Regions from separate parts of the Homo sapiens genome. Here region 2 is linked to region 1. Evidence: chromatin loops called from intact Hi-C (ENCODE). Cell type or tissue: endothelial cell of umbilical vein. All regions are shown on one strand.

Region 1 (8,000 bases):
GAAACCAGCATGGCATTGCTGAGCTCAGGGCAATCAGCAGGGAGCAGATGAGCTATGAATCAAAGCCCGAAGAAAACTGCTGTCAACGGAATTATGGACGCGATTGCTTCTCACCCTATAGCTGCTCCCTTTGATTCTGAACTAGGAGACTTAAACTTGACACTTCAATGGACTAGGTCATCATGGGACTTCTATTTCTCATTTGTAGTCCCAATTAACAAAACTATTAGCCAGTTTGAATATAGTTGTCCAAGTATGACATTGTTCTACTTACTATTTCCAGTCATAAGAAAAACACTGGTAGAAATCTGGAGGATGTTATGTTTTCTTATTCAACAACAAGAAGAATGCTTTTCCTATGTAGGCCATTACAGCGGCATAGGAATTCTCTTGTCCTTAGTTCTATCTGCAGGACCTTTGTAGACCAGTAAGGTCTTGTGCATTATTCGGGGGTAGGGAGGATTTCCCTCTGTGCCTCGTAGAAGGATATTTTCAAGGATTAATCAAATCATTTTTAGAAAAGCATACCCCCTTGTTCACAGAAGTCCTTCTCTTATCCAAGTGTCTCCCCCAGTCTCCTCAGAAAGAAAGCCATGGGCAACCTACTGTTGTATAAAACCAGAGATTCTCCCACCTCAGATTCTTCATTCCCAAAATAAAATGGGTCAGAAAAATACTATTCCTCCCAGCGCTAACAGTTGATGATCCCATGAACCACACTACTTACTAATTTACAATGTTTTTTTTCCCCCAATAATACTCAGTTCTAGGTCCACATTTAAAAAAAAAACTATATGGATTTTAAGTCAACAAATCTGAGATTTTTTAAATATTAAAAAGAAAAAAATCTATGAGTCCCTATCTGGGATTCAAAATGAACTACACTACAAAGGCAGAAGAAGTACAATGCTATGAATGGCAGACATTATTATTATTTTTTATTATTATTACACTTATTTAAGAGTTATGACCAAAAAGTACTGAGAGAGCACTGATTAAGCTATGGACGCTACCTGGGTCCAAATCCCACCTCTTCCACTTACTAGTGATCTCTGACAAGTTATGTAGCCTCCATGTATTTCAGTTTTCTCATCTGTAAAACAGGAACATTCATAGTTGTCCTTTTTTTTTTTTTTTTTTTTTTTGATATACGGAATCTCGCTCTGTTGCCCAGACTGCAGCGCAGTGGCACGGTCTCGGCTCACTGCAACCTTTGCCTCCCAGGCTCAAGTGATTCTCCTACCTCAGCCTCCCGAGTAGCTGGGATTACAGGCACCTGCCACCGTGCCCAGCTAATTTTTGTGTTTTTATTAGAGAGAGGGTTTCACCATGTTGGCCAGGCTGGTCTCGAACTCCTGACCTCAGGTGATCCGCTCACCTTGGCCTCCCGAAGTGCTGGGATTACAGGCATGAGCCACTGCGCCCGGCTGAACATTCATAGTTCTTTACTCAGAAAGTCCCTATGAAGATTAAATTGGTTAATATTTAAAAGAATATAAATAATTTGGCAGATGGTAAGTGCTATATATGTGTTTATTAAATAATAAATTAAGGGCAAGTATTTTGCTCAGAAAGAATTAGAATAAGGTCTTCCTATCTCATGTGGTTTTAATTGCTGGCTATAATATGAAAAACTGTCTCCTTACCAGGAGAAGGTCTTCTGCATAAAGCACAAAGCAGCAATGCATTTTGTTTATTTGACTCAAGTAAAAAGTTCAGGAATAACTACTTTGATATTTAAAGTTCTCTATAATGCAGACAACAAATAGCTCTAGAAAAGGAATAAACAGCCACAAGTCAAGTATAGGTGTTTTTGTTTTGTTTGTTTGTTTGTTTGTTTTGAGATGGAGTCTTGCTCTGTTGCCCAGGCTGGAGTGCAGTGACACTATCTTAGCTCACTGTCAACATCTGCCTCCCAGGTTCAAGCAATTCTCCTGCTTCAGCCTCCCGAGTAGCTGGGATTACAGGCGCGTGCCACTATGCCCGGCTAATTTTTGTATTTTTAGTAGAGACAGGGTTTTACCATGTTGGACCAGGCTGGTCTCGAACACCTGACCTCAGGTGATCCACCCACCTCGGCCTCCCAAAGTGCTGGGATTACAGGTGTGAGCCACCGTGCCCAGCCCAGTGTTCTTAACTAACAACATAATTAATGATTAATTGGGATTAGGTGGGGAAGTGCTGAACCAAAAATAAAAAACCCACCAAAAACCCTCAAAAACTAACAAAAAAAACCCCCACCAAACCAAAAGCACAAAAAGTTCAAAACCTCATTAACATTAAAATACTGTCTAAATGCTAAAGGTGGGCAGTCAGGTCGTCGACAGATTATTCCAATTGACAATCTGTAGTTAATCAATGGATTGTTCAATTATTTAATCAGCATTACCTCTGTAGGTTCAGTATCCATAATTCATTTGAAGCTGACACCAGAGAGAGAAGGAAAGTCATTTCTGCTTCATTATTTTAGAACCAGTTAAAGCTGAATCCAGAGACAGAGCCTTTCAACTGACCCCTCAGAATGCCCTGCCTGCACCCACACGTGCCCATGCCCACCCCCCTACTCCCACTCTTAGGTCTCCAGGCATGCTGCCTTTACAATAAACACTACCTTTAGCCATTGAAACGTGGAAGCTTTTGTTAATTCTATTTAAAGACTATGCAGGATGCCAGCTAAATGTCCCGTTTTACATCATCCCTCACCAGACCTGACAGTTGGAAACACTTAGTTCTGCTCTGCTTCCATTGTGTTCCTGAAGTCATTTGAATGATTTAAATCAGAGATAAGTATTTGCAAATGAGCTGAAGAAATAAAGATGTATCTGAAAACTCGAAACCACCTTGTTAAGAATGTGCTCAGTTCTAGCTTAATTCTTGAGGATTTGGTTAATGCTTGTAAATGGCAGCAGCAGCTCTTTTCTGATGGTAACATTTCATGGTTTAGCTTTTAAAGAGTCACCGCCTCCAAGTGTTTTTAAAAATTCCGTTAAAAGATTCCTTAAACTGTTCACGTACAAAATTGAACAAAAAAATTGGGTAAAAGGAGAGTTCTTCATTCACTTTGCAATATTTTCATAACCAATATTAAAACAACAATAATTTTAATATAATCCCATTAGATGGGGCATCTGTTGTATGCCTGCACTAGGCTATTCGCATTACAGACATTACTTCGCTTGATTCCAAAGACATCTCACAAAGTAAGCATCACAAGCTCCACTTTACAGATGAAAATAACAAGGATTGCAGACATTAAGGAGCTTGCCCAAAGTGAGAAGCCGATCTAGGAGTCAATCCAAAACTTAAGTAAATCTGACTCAAATGAAACAAGTTTCCTTCTTATATTTGACTTGTGCAGAAGATTCTAGTTTGACATGACCACTGACCTGCAGGTGGCATTTCTGGGGCACTTCTAAATGTCTCCAGGAGTCCAACTGGAACCTCTCAGTCATAATGAATTCATTTTGGATGGAGAGGAAAAGTTGAAGACTTGTCTGAGACACTGAGTCTTTGCTCTTTCCACCCTTTTTTGCTCCTTCTTTTCCAACAAATCACTTACTCCCTGCAGCCAATCTTTGCAAAGTGCAACCCAGTGAAGCAATTCATTCTATAATGAGAATAGTCCATCGGCTAAACATCCTCTGAGAGTGTTTAAACTTCAAATGAAAAATGCATTAATCCCAACAATTCTTTAAACACCCCAACAGAGGCAGATGTAAGAGAACAAGTCCTTATTTTATGCTTCCGAAGCCCATTTCTGGAGGCATCCTAGCCCACCATCTGCTGCTGCTCCCAATCATGAGGATACCACACACATGGGTTCAATTTACCTTAGCAGCCCACAAGTCACTCTCCAGGCTCAGACTGTTTTCTCATGTGCATCTCTATAAAAATCAAAGCTAACCACTGCAGCGGCACAGAAATGAGTGTTTCAGTACATAATTCCGTCGCTAAAGGCTGAATCTGTACTGCAGCCGATGTAGGGTGAGGGCCTCAGAGTTGAGGAAGAGATATAAATAGCAAGGTTTATAGGGGTTCAGGGAACTAACCTTGTGGATGTTTAGCCTCCGAATGCCTCAAGTCAAATCATAAACCGGAACTCACCTTACCCTTTCTCTTGGACCACTAGAGGGCGCTAGTCGCGACTAGCAGGGCTGAGCCTTACAGGAAGTGGACTCATCATGCCTTTACCACAGGTGGTTGGCACCTGCAGGGAGCCGCACCTGGTTACAGACCCCAAGGTGTGTTTGCAAAATGGGAACTCCATGGTTTTGGCCCAGAAGCACACGAGTTCAAATCCTAATTCTGCTGCTTCCCATTATCTTTAACCACTTTGAGCACATTTCTCACTAGGAAGAGTATTTTGCTCAGAAAGAATTTGAAGGTTTTCCTGTCTCATGTGGTTTTAATTGCTGGCTATGAAAATATGAAAAACTGTCTTCTTACCAAAAGAAGGTCTTCTTCATAAAGCAGCAATGCATTTTGCTTGCTTGGCCCAAGCAAAAAATTCTGGATTAACCATTTTCATATTTAAGGTTCTCTAAAATATAGACAATAAATAGTTCTAGAAAAGGAATAAATGGCCACGAGTTAAGTACAGGTGTTCTTAATTAACAACATAATTAATGATTAATGGGGATAGTATGGGGAAGTGCTGGACCAAACAACAATAACAACAACACATCCTCAAAAACAATGATTGCTGACTGTTCAAAGGATTAATCAGACCAACTAATCTATAGTTCCTAGCATATAGCCAGTGTGGAGTAGATGATAGCAATGTCAGTTCCCCATAGAAAACTAGCAATGGCTCTTGTCTCCAGGACAGGTATGGCTGAAATAGACAAATGAGGACATGAGAAACTTTATAGTGCTGGGGTTAAGAGTGTGGAATAGTGGATTCAGATCCTGGTGAGCAAGTTTCTTAATCTCTCTGTGCCTCATTTTTTCTCTGTAAAATGGGATAATCCTAGTAACCAGTTCATACAGTTGTTGTGAGGATTATGGGAGCACTTAGAACACTGCCTGGCCCACTGGAAGCATTCTGTATGTATTGGCTATTTATTATTACAATAGTAATTAGAATTTACATAAGAGCAAGTGGACACACCCACACACACACACACAAAGCACTCTCAAAGAAGATAGGAAAAGCTCAGAGATGTTTGTCCACAGAAGAGGCCCCTCAGGGGGAGTGTGAGACCTGCCTTCCCCTTTTATTAAAGAGCTATCAAGCAGAAGAAGGTTTTTGATTCATTGTGTTTGGCCCTCAGGGATAAACCAGGCTCAATGGATTTAAGCAACAGGGGATTCGTTTTTGCTCAATTTTAAGAAAAAATGAAAACTGGCTGAGCTGCTCAGAGATGAAACAGGCTTCTCTTAGAAGGGGGTAGTTTCTGGCCACAAGAGGAGTTCAAGCAGCAACTGGACACCCCTTTGGCAGAAGTAGCCCCAGTGTACTGTAAGCACTGACTGAATGATGAAAACAGCTGACCTTTAAGGACCTTCTCAAGACTGAATCTTAATGACAACATGATAAATAATGAAGCCAGAAAAATAGACAGATTCTCCATAAAAATTGCAGGCTACATGATAGAGATACTGACAAAATGCCCTTGAGTCCATCAGATTTGGTCCCCATTTTTTACTGGGCCAGGACTTACTGTTTGGTGTTTGTCCATACCAACTACCCCCTTACAGACAGAGAGCTGTCATAGGAGCTTGCTCACTTCTTAGTCTGAGATGATCTTTCAAGAAAACAGCAAGAAATGCTATTCATTTGAGATGAGGACCTGGTTTTTGGTGAACCATTCCATTTTAATTCATGGCTTATTGGCAATCACTCATTTCCTGCTGGAAATTAATTAAGGCTTGTGTTCTGCAGGAGCTGGTGTTTGCTTTGAATCCTAGACCCTACTGCCAAAACTTTGAAATGACAAAAACACATCTCCAATTTGGGACTCGATGAGGCACATTTGAAGAGCCCCCTGTCGTTCTCAGCTATTCTAATCTGAACAATGTGCTATAAATGTTCTCAGCAACAATGCACAGGGTGGATTTCAGCCACCTGGAAGTGCCTGCTGATTTTACTAAGGAAGAAAAGTGTCACTCGGACTGGACATAAAAAGCCATTTCAAAGCGTAAAAAGTAGTATTTTCACTGTTTAGAGATTTTTAAATTACCCTCTTTATATTGTGCTTCTGTAATCCTTTTATTAAAGAAGTAATGCTCTATGTACAAAAAAGGATAGTAAAATGTCACTTAACTAGAACGCAGTATTCCAGTTAATGAGTTTTCTGTTTAACAGGGGGCCATGATTTATCACTTCCCTAGTTTCTTACCTAAATTTCTTTTAAAATCTATATTCATCTTTGTGGCACTCCTGAGCTTCTGTCTGCTCAGGAGGGTAAGTATCTCTTCTGGTAGTTTTAAGAACTAGCAACAACACTTGCCATAAAGGCAAATTGTGCCCAGCAACAAATGACTGAGGAGATAAAATCATGACCTTTACGTTGAAACCCCGGATCTATACAAAGAATAGGTAACAAGGAGGAAACAAGAAACATTTTTTCAGCCCAGATGCTCTTCTTATGTTCTGAGAAGCTGCTCATGGGAGCAGACCTTCTATTTCGGGGACATACAGAGGATATATAATATGGAATCAATTCTACTTTTACAAGGAAAGGCTACTCCTTACCTCTCTTTGTATAGATATTTCCAATCTCTGGAAGTACACAAAGCTTTGTCATTGATCCCTACCTCACAGCATAGCAGTGGGTACACCCAGTATAATCGGTTGCAATTCTATTAGCCTATTTTCATCTTCAATCTTATTATATCAAGACTGTCTTCCACCATCTTCAAAGATCCCTCCCAATGTCTAGATGTTATATTGTGGTATAATATAATATTTAATAAAGAAGATCATTCCTTGAAAAATAAAAGGGACCCTATTTTTTATTTGAAAAACACAGAAATAATTTTGTCTTCTGACACAATTTGTATATAGATAAATGAAGGGGTATGTTAAAAAATAAAATTAAAAAAATTAAAAAACTGAAGAGGCATTAGCGTATGTAACTTACATTGTATACAAGCAGCAATGATTGGAATCCTCTTTAATCAAAGAAGAAAAAAGTTAGATATTTAAATTCTGAAAACATGATGAAGAGATGCATTCAATGCATTGCTATCAAATTTCTAATTGAAAGCCAAAGTTTTAAATAGCTAAAGCACAACACTGATTCCTGACATTAGATAAAGTATAATTAAAAGTCTAATTTTGACGCAATCGAGCCTGTTTAAATTGGACTCATAGCAGAATGAAATTGGCCCCCTATTTGGGCCACATTATCAAGTTGCCAGGGTCTTGAAAAACTGTCATGACATCTGCAGATGCTATCATGAAAGAGAAGTAGATCCCCGAATTAGCAAATTGCCTTGTGTTCCTCCATAAAAAATTAAGTTTAGTTTAAGAACCTTCATTACTTTTCTTGACATACTAACAACTGTTCACTGAAGATCAAATATATCTAAAACAGTAGGTTAAAGCTTGCAAAGAATACAAAGAGAAGGTTCTAACCGTTCCACTAATAGCAACTACAGCAAGAAAATGAAGAAAAATTCTCAACGAATGAGAGTCCATTTGAAAGCATAGGTGCTTACATGTACTGAGTTCTTACTGAGCACCATGCACTGTTCAAAGTATTTCACATTTACTGACACTTTTACTCTTCCCAGTAAACCTAGGAGTTAGTTGCCGATATCAATTCTATCTTAGGTATGAAGCAGTTGAGGCAAAAGGATTAAATGATTTGTCCAAAGTCACAGAACCAGCAAATGGTGAAGGCAAGACTTGAATCAAGGCAGTCTGATGCCAAAGCCACATTCTTGACCACCAGATCCTAACTCCTGGAGATGACGTAAATACTGCAAATGTCCTGGCATATTGCCGTGCAAACTCAAGGCACAACTCCAATTATTTCCCGAGGATAAATCCT
Region 2 (8,000 bases), 260 kb after region 1:
ATAATATATCAATAAACCTTATTTTAAAAATTTTCTTGGTTGAGAATTTCATATCCTTAGAATTTTTGTTAAAAGAATGGCACACCACACACGTATGTTTATGGCAGTACTATTTACAATAGCAAAGACTTGGAACCAACCCAAATGCCCATCAATGATAGACTGGATAAAGAAAATGTGGCACATATACACCATGGAATACTATGCAGCCATAAAAAGAATGAGTTCATGCCCTTTGCAGGGACATGGATGAAGCTGGAAACCATCATCCTCAGCAAACTCACACAGGATCAGAAAACCAAACACCGCATGTTCTCACTCATAAGTGGGAGCCGAACAGTGAGAACACATGGACACAGGGAGGAACATCATACACTAGGGACTTTTGGGGAGTGGGGAGAAAAGGGATGGAGAGCATTAGGACAAATAACTAATGCATGTGTGGCTTAAAACCTAGACGATGGGTTGATAGGTACAGCAAACCACCATGGCACATATATTCCTATGTAATAAACCTGCACATTCGGCATGTATATACCAAAACTCAAAGTAAAATAACAATTAAAAAAATGGCACACCAGTCTTCTTTTTCTCCCTGCAATATGCTGTGATGCATGCCAGAAGATGTTATGATTCAATATTCCTTCTGAGTTATAGGCATTACATGTTGTTTTTTGATTCGGTGATGTGAGCCAGAGAAAGTGAAGGTCATAGCCTTTTTCTTCAACAATAAACAGCAGTTTTGTTGAAGACGTGCCTGCTTGTTACTGCACAATATACTTAGAGTTCAGCACAATTAAAACATTTGAAATATTCTTCATTATTGTTTAGAGCTCTTTAAGTTTTAACAGAAATCCACTTCAAACTAGAGTTAGAAAATAAAAATTGGAAAGTCAACAGGATAACTTGTAGAAGGCAACAATATGACATGACCGTTCAAAATCTGTTTAACTGACCTGGATGCTTCAAAAATATCAAGGATATTGTGGTAGTTTTAAGCCATGGATGTAAATTCCTTGACACTATTCCCAATAATATATGGGGGAGGGGGATGTCTGGGTTCCCTCCTCTGTGACTGTTTTGATCAACACAGTAGAGCTGAAGTGACAGCATGTGACTCTGAGGCTAGGTTATTAAAGGCCTTGCAGCTTCTAAATGTAGTGTTGGAATATGTGGTCATGAAGCCATGAGCAGTTATGTAAGATGTCTAACTACCCTGCAGCCACCATGTTGTAAGGAAGCCTAAGCCACATGGAAAAGCCGTGTGTGAGTGTTCCGAGTGATAGTCACAGCTGAATCCAATCCTAGAATCATTCAAGCCCAAGCCCTAGGCATGTCAATGAAGAACACTCCAGGGCATTCCAGCCTCCAGCTACTCAGGTGCTGAAGCACCAGCATCGTGGAGCAAAGACAAGCCATCTCCACTGTGCCCTGTCCATTTTTTTATATTTACAGTATCTATGACCAAAATTAAATGGTTGTTTTTTAATGGCATTAAGTTGCTAAGCTTTTAGGGTAGTTTGTTATGCAACAGTAGATAACTGTGAACAGGCATGGGACAGAAAACCAACAAACAAACAAAACAAAATAAAACATCGGGGTCTATTTTAGATTGAAGGAGACTAAAAGAATCTGACAACTCAAAGCAAAACATGATGCGGATTTTATCCTCGGTGGGTGGGAGTGACGCCAAAGAAAATATTAGGGACAAAGAGGGAATTTTCAAAATAAGGACTTGCGGTAGCAGGGAGCAAAATTAAAAGAAAAGCTAATTAAGAGAGATAAGGAGAGAGCAAATCTAGGCTCTGGAGTCATTCGGCCTGGGTTCAGATTGTTGCTATCTGCATTACTAGTTCTAAGGCCACAGGTAGATAAACTCTGCCTCCATTTATAGGGTTGTAAGAGTCCTTAGTCATCTGGCTGCTATAGAGATTGAAAGAGACAGTATATCATATGTAAAGTGGTTAGAATAGTTTCTGGCAAACAGTACATGCTCAGTAAATGTTATTACTGATAGTGATTATTTCCAAACAAAGAAAACGACTATGAACCGTTATGGAATAAGCCATTATGGAATTAGGGGAGTAGGCAGCTGTACCTTGTCTCCTTCTCAACTTCTCTCTGTGTGTCTGCTTTTATTTTTTCCTCTCTGCAGAATAATTTGAACTCCTTCTGAATACGTCTAACTCTCTTGTTTCTGTTTCCTGTTCAAGCAACGAGTCCAGACTCTTTAGTGTCTCAATCTTACTCCCAGATACTGAAGAGAGACATTTTGATTAATATACCTTGGGTCACCTGAACATCAAGATCCAATTAGCTATAGAAATAGGTTGGACACGGTCCCATTTTAATAGAAATATGATTGTTGAGGCCCAAGTTCTCTTAGAAGGGCAACTCTATGGAAGAGGAAATGGGCCACGGAGACACCTTCTTAAGCAGAAGATTATTTGAATATGGATTGGCTGTAGAAAATTTTATTTCTACAATTTTAATATGAAACAATTTTAATATGAAAATTAGAATTTAATCTGATTTTTTTAATCTCAAAAGAATATAGGTGATAACCTAGTGAAATGGGTAAACCAGGGCTTAAAGAAATGTCATGCTTGTCTAATTCTGTAATTTTGTAATTCTTCCCAAGCTGCAATTAAATGATTGTTAAGAAGGTGTTGCTTACCTCCTCTAAAGCTAGTAGCCCGGGAAAGAGCAGAGTGTGATGATGAAATCATTTTATGTTTTGTAAAACAAATGTTGTATTTGTGGAACTACGTTACTACAAAACAGTAATAAAATGAAGCGACTTCTTAAATTTAAGTGCGTAAGTGTTGCAGGAATATATTCTCATAAAAACATGGGTAAAACAGATGCTGCAAACACTTCAATAATCACAAATCAGATGTGCACAAAAATAAATCTCTGTTTTACAACTGTGCATATTTTCCTGATCTCTGATGATCCATTTTCACTCATCACTGGAAAATGTAATATAGTCTCTTCTAATGGATTGCAGGGTATGAGGACTTGAATTTTTAATTATATGGCCAAATAACATTTTCCAAAAATTTGTATAGTCCTTGTCAAAATGCCAATTCATACTCCCACTACAGTGCATGAGAGCATCTACTTCCCTACATTTTTGCCAAACTAGATGCTTTAAATGTCTTTAATTTTGACATCCAAGTGCCAGTTGAGTTCAGTTCTATTCTGATGATGATCAGTGACTTTGAGCATCTTTTCTTTGTTTAATTCTCCTTCTGTATTTGTCTGTATATACCATTCCCACATTCCTCTACTGTGCTATTTGTCTTTTTCTTGTTGATTTGTAGAAGCTCCTTATGAGTTCTGGATGGTAATCACTTTTCAGTTATATATCGTGACAGGATGTTCTCAAAAAGAATACATTTGAACCTAAAACAAACAAATGAAAATCTTTATGCACAGCAGGTTGAGAAGATGGACAGGGATTCGTAAGGGATTTCTTAACAGAGGCTCTGCCTGGTGCGAGTCCTCCTGCCTGAGCCCAGGTCCCACAGAACCAGCAAAGCGCCTTCCTTCCCTTCACACCAAGGAGCAACGTTCTCCATGCGGTTGCAGGTGGGAAAAAGCAGACTACTGTCTGCCTCTTCTTCAAGAGGTCTAGACGGTGACAAACTAGTTAGAGAGACTGTAAAGGGCTACATTTGGGAAGGAAAGATTTTTCCACTCACAGTGGGTCCAAGAATGTGAGTGTCTTTCTCAACTGTGCTTAAATGATCTGGAAGGATGTGGGAGCTCTAACAGCAAGAGTCTGAGGTATAGTCCACCAGTGAATCGGAGGCATGAACCAGGAAGGTGCGAATGCTGTGGTTGGGGTTGAGAGAGGCCATTGGGGTATCCAAAAACCCCACCAAATATCTTATGTAAGAGAGTTCCCTTTAAACATCAGCCAGCCCCAGAACACAAGAAGTCAGCGGTGACAAAATCCATCCCCAGCAAACTGGAAGTTTTCCAGCTCCATATCTTCACCTCTCCTTCCTCCTGCCCACACTTTTCTGCCAGGCAGGGTCTAAAGCCACAGCTAGCTAGAGGGTATGAGGGAAGACGAAATAAAAGAACAAACAGAAGCCAACCACATCCCCCTCTCTAATGGCCGGGGACCCCACCAAATGCAGCACAGAGCTGGCGAGAAGGAGGAGAAATCTTATCTCAGAAGGAAGTTCGAAGTGTTGATTAATATCCTGAACTAAAATGAGAGTGTGTTTTCGACTCTGACACATGAACATAGGACAGAAAAGTCGTGGGGCCCTCTGAAGCTTCTACTCAATAATTTTGAGAGGCTGGGTGCGATGGCTCTTGCCTGTGATCCCAGCACTTTGGGAGGCCAAAGTGGGCAGGTCAAATGAGGTCAGGAATTTGAGACCAGCCTGGGCAACATGGTGAAACCACTTATCTACTAAAAATACAAAAATTAGCTGGGTATGGTGGTGAGTGCCTGTAATTCCTGGTACTCGGGAGGCTGAGGCACGAGAATCTCTTGAACCCAGGAGGTGGAGGTTGCAGTGAGCTGAGATCACACCACTGCACTCCAGCCCGGGCAATAAGTAAGACTCCGTCTCAAAAAAAGAATAAAAAAATTTTGAGGTTGTCTTTTGGAAATCAAAAGGAAAGCTACTTTTTGTTGCATTCTGTGCATCACACATTGATTAAAACACATTGCAAATATTTTTTTCCCAGTGTGCCATTTGGCTTTCTTTATGTTAAAATATGTTTATAGACTTTCTCAATCTTTTAGTTGTCAAATTCATTTATCATTTGAAATGCCTTCTTACCCTATATTATGATACATTCTACTTTTTAAAAAACTCACACCCCATATCTTAGTTTCCTACCATTGTTTTTTAGATACATCTGGAATTCATTTTGTGAATGTTGTAGTGTCAACCCTCTCAGCGGGGGAGAGCTGCCTCGCCCAAGTTCATGCTCCCTTCTGGGGACCAGCCCACATCCAATGACTGATCCTTGTGGGACTATAAATGCTGGCCCTCTGACCCCAGCACTGTACAGCTCTAAAGGGACACCCCAGCTTCACAGCTCCCTTTAGGGTTGGCCCAGGCCTCAACTGAGCCTAAACTGCAGCTCGACATTTCCTGGGGCCCACTGCTGATTCCTTTACATTCCCCAGGTGTCGATCTAAAGAGCAACTCCCCAAAAAACTTCCTGCCAACACATCCCTGTCTCATAAACTGCTTCCCGAAGAACCTGATCTGTAACAAATTTGAAGCAGTTAATCGAATTTATTTTTCTTCCAAATGCAGAATTCACAATCTTAATATACTTTACTGAAGAATTCATCCTTTGGTTTCTGATTTAAAATGCCATCTTTATCACCTATTGAATTTCCCACTGAAAAGAGGTCGGCTTTTGGCCTATTTAGTCTATCTGACTCTTCCATATTTTCTAAAATTATTGCCACACTGTTTTAATGACTGCAGATTTAGAATAAGTTCTGATAGCAGACCAGGAAAGTAATGCCTTATTATTTTTGTTTTGTATAAAAAGTACATTAGCTATTTTTATCTTTATTTTTTCTCCTCCAGATGAGATTTAAATATAGTTTCTCAAGATTTTATAACAATTTCCAAAGTGAATTTTATTTGTAATTGCATTGAATTTATAGCATAATGTGTGGAGAATTGAAATATTTATAATATGGAATTTTCTTATCTAAGATTTTTGCATGGTTCTCTATATACTCATTACCTTTTCTTCCCTTTTGTAGAGTTTCATAATTTTCTTCTTATGTCTTATACTTATTTCTTGATAGATTTATTTCTAGATATTTTGTAACATTTATTACTGGTATCGAATGCTATCTGAGATTTGTAGGTTAGTCTTACATCTGACCATCTTGATAAATTCTCTTACTAGTTCTAACAATATTTTGGTTGATATGGTTAGATTTTCTGGGCAGGTGATATCATCAGTAAATAATGTCAGTCTTTTCATTTCACTTCTAATCAATTTACCTAATTTCTTTCTTGTCATATTATTTTGGTTATGATCACCAACGCAGTGACCATGATAGCAACTATCCTTGCCTTAAGACTTTAATGGGAATTCCTCTGATCTATCACCAATAAGTGTGATTTTTTTTTCCTGAATGCTCCTGGTAGATATCAAATATTTACTTAAGGCTAGACTTAAGGGTGAGTCATCCACAGGAGGCAGAAAAATAATAATAAAGTGAGGTGAACCCAGAAGTCACAGGAAGGAAGACATGGGTCCGATCACCCTCCACAGGTAGCTTCCAGCAAAAATAACCACTCCAGGAAACAGATGACAACTTTAACTAACAATCTAAAGTTGGTAAGTCAATAAATAAAGAGACATACAAAGATTTAATTACAAAATAAAGTTCTTTTGAAAACAAAAACAGATCATTTTCAAATTTTATAATTCAGGAGAAATATTGAAAACAAGAGCAGGCCGGGTGCAGTGGCTCACACCTAGCACTTTGGGAGGCCGAGGCGGGAAGATCACGAGGTCAGGAGATGGAGACCATGTGGGCCAACATGGTGAAACCCTGTCTCTACTAAAAATACAAAAATTAGCTGGGCGTGGTGGCACACGCCTGTAGTGCCAGCTATGCGGGAGGCTGAGGCAGAAGAATTGCTTGAACCTGTGAGCCAAGATTGCCTCACCGCACTCCAGCCTGGGCGACACAGCCAGACTCCAGCAGACCAGATATAACAGGCAAGAAGACCCTGTGTTTTTAAATTTCTCTAAACACAAACACATTACAAGGATTTGGCCATCAAGAGGTGAACCAAAAGCAATTTGGAGTGAAACTCCAGAAACTCTAATATGCTGTAAGTAGGAACAGATGAGGGGGAGGCAGTAATTAAATAATAGAAAAAAACCACCCTAAGTGGAGGCAAGATAGTTTCTTCGTGGTTAAAGGATGAAATGAGCTCCTGACAGAGCTGAATAAATGAAATCTGGAATTCCCTGGTAAACTTCCTGAACTTGAAGAATAAATTTGTACAAAATTTAAGAAAGGAGGAAAACATTTCTTTAAGAAAAAGGGAAATTTTAATACTGACACTGTAGTTCCAAGACAAAAATAAAAAGAACACAAGTTTTACAATATTAATAGCACATGAGAGAGAGTTTAAGATTGAAAGCCTTAACAGGATAAAGAAATATCACATAAGATGAAAGGCACAATTGTCTGGTGCCTCCAGTCCTATTGATGGACAGGTGTGTTGCCCCTTCAGTAGACCAAAAAGTGATGGAAGCAGATCTCAGTCAATTAGAATTTTATTTTGCCAAGGTTGAGGGCAGGCCTGGGAAAAAGAAATTCAAGTCACAGTAGAACCTGTGACTTGTGTTTTTCCCCAAAAAATCTTGGGGAGCTTGTGCTTTTTCCAGGAAAAAAAGCTTGAGGGCTTGGGGATTTCAATATTTAAAGGGGAAAGAGCAAGCAGGAGAGAGAGAAAAAGAAAAAAGAAAAAAAAAATAGAAGGGTGGATAGGCAAGGAAGCAAGTGGTTACATTCTTGTGAAGTTCTGATTAGCACTCAGTGAATCTACATTTTACATGGGAAAAGAAGGGAATAGAAGAAAAAGTCAGTTATGCACTCATCGTGTGCTCAGTAAATCTACCTTTTACATAAAGTAAGCCTGTGAAATTATAGCCATCACTTTGTGAATGAAAGGAAGGAGGTTTTTGCATGACTCAGTTCCCAAGCTTAACTTTCTCTTCAGCATAGTGAGTTTGGAGTCCTGAGATTCTATTTTCCTTTTACTCTCTTTGGGGCTGTTATGAACATCCCTGTATATGTCTCCTGGGGCATATGGGCAAGGGTGTCTCTAGGGTGTATACCTAGGTCTGGGATTGCTGGGTTGCAGGCTGTCCTCATGGTCAGCATTAAAAGGTAATGCCAAAAAGCTTTACAAAGTGATATGAAAAAATTCATTATATTCCATTTTTATATAAAATTATGTAAATTAATCTGCATA

Evidence for each region. Hi-C counts contacts between places; a loop is a spot of excess contacts. Peaks named below come from ENCODE experiments on the same cell type or tissue, not always from the same donor. Only the 100,000 strongest peaks of a DNase experiment are listed, where the experiment ranks them.
Region 2: it touches region 1 in a loop (3-fold over the local background); 16 of 110 quality-filtered maps call a loop at or near these places.

Annotation. Positions count from the first base shown.
Region 1 is chr20:8,301,764-8,309,763 of GRCh38, reverse strand. The region is part of intron 2 of PLCB1 (phospholipase C beta 1); the gene reads right to left. Among named protein-coding and RNA genes, the nearest start is that of PLCB1-IT1, 57 kb to the right of the region's middle. RefSeq lists an enhancer at 1-374. In endothelial cell of umbilical vein, a CTCF peak has its summit at 4,130 (motif pointing right); no DNase peak of the experiment used is centred here.
Region 2 is chr20:8,046,466-8,054,465 of GRCh38, reverse strand. No RefSeq gene overlaps it. Among named protein-coding and RNA genes, the nearest start is that of TMX4-AS1, 31 kb to the right of the region's middle. In endothelial cell of umbilical vein, no CTCF peak of the experiment used is centred here; a DNase peak (open chromatin) is centred at 4,115; H3K27ac peaks cover 673 bases.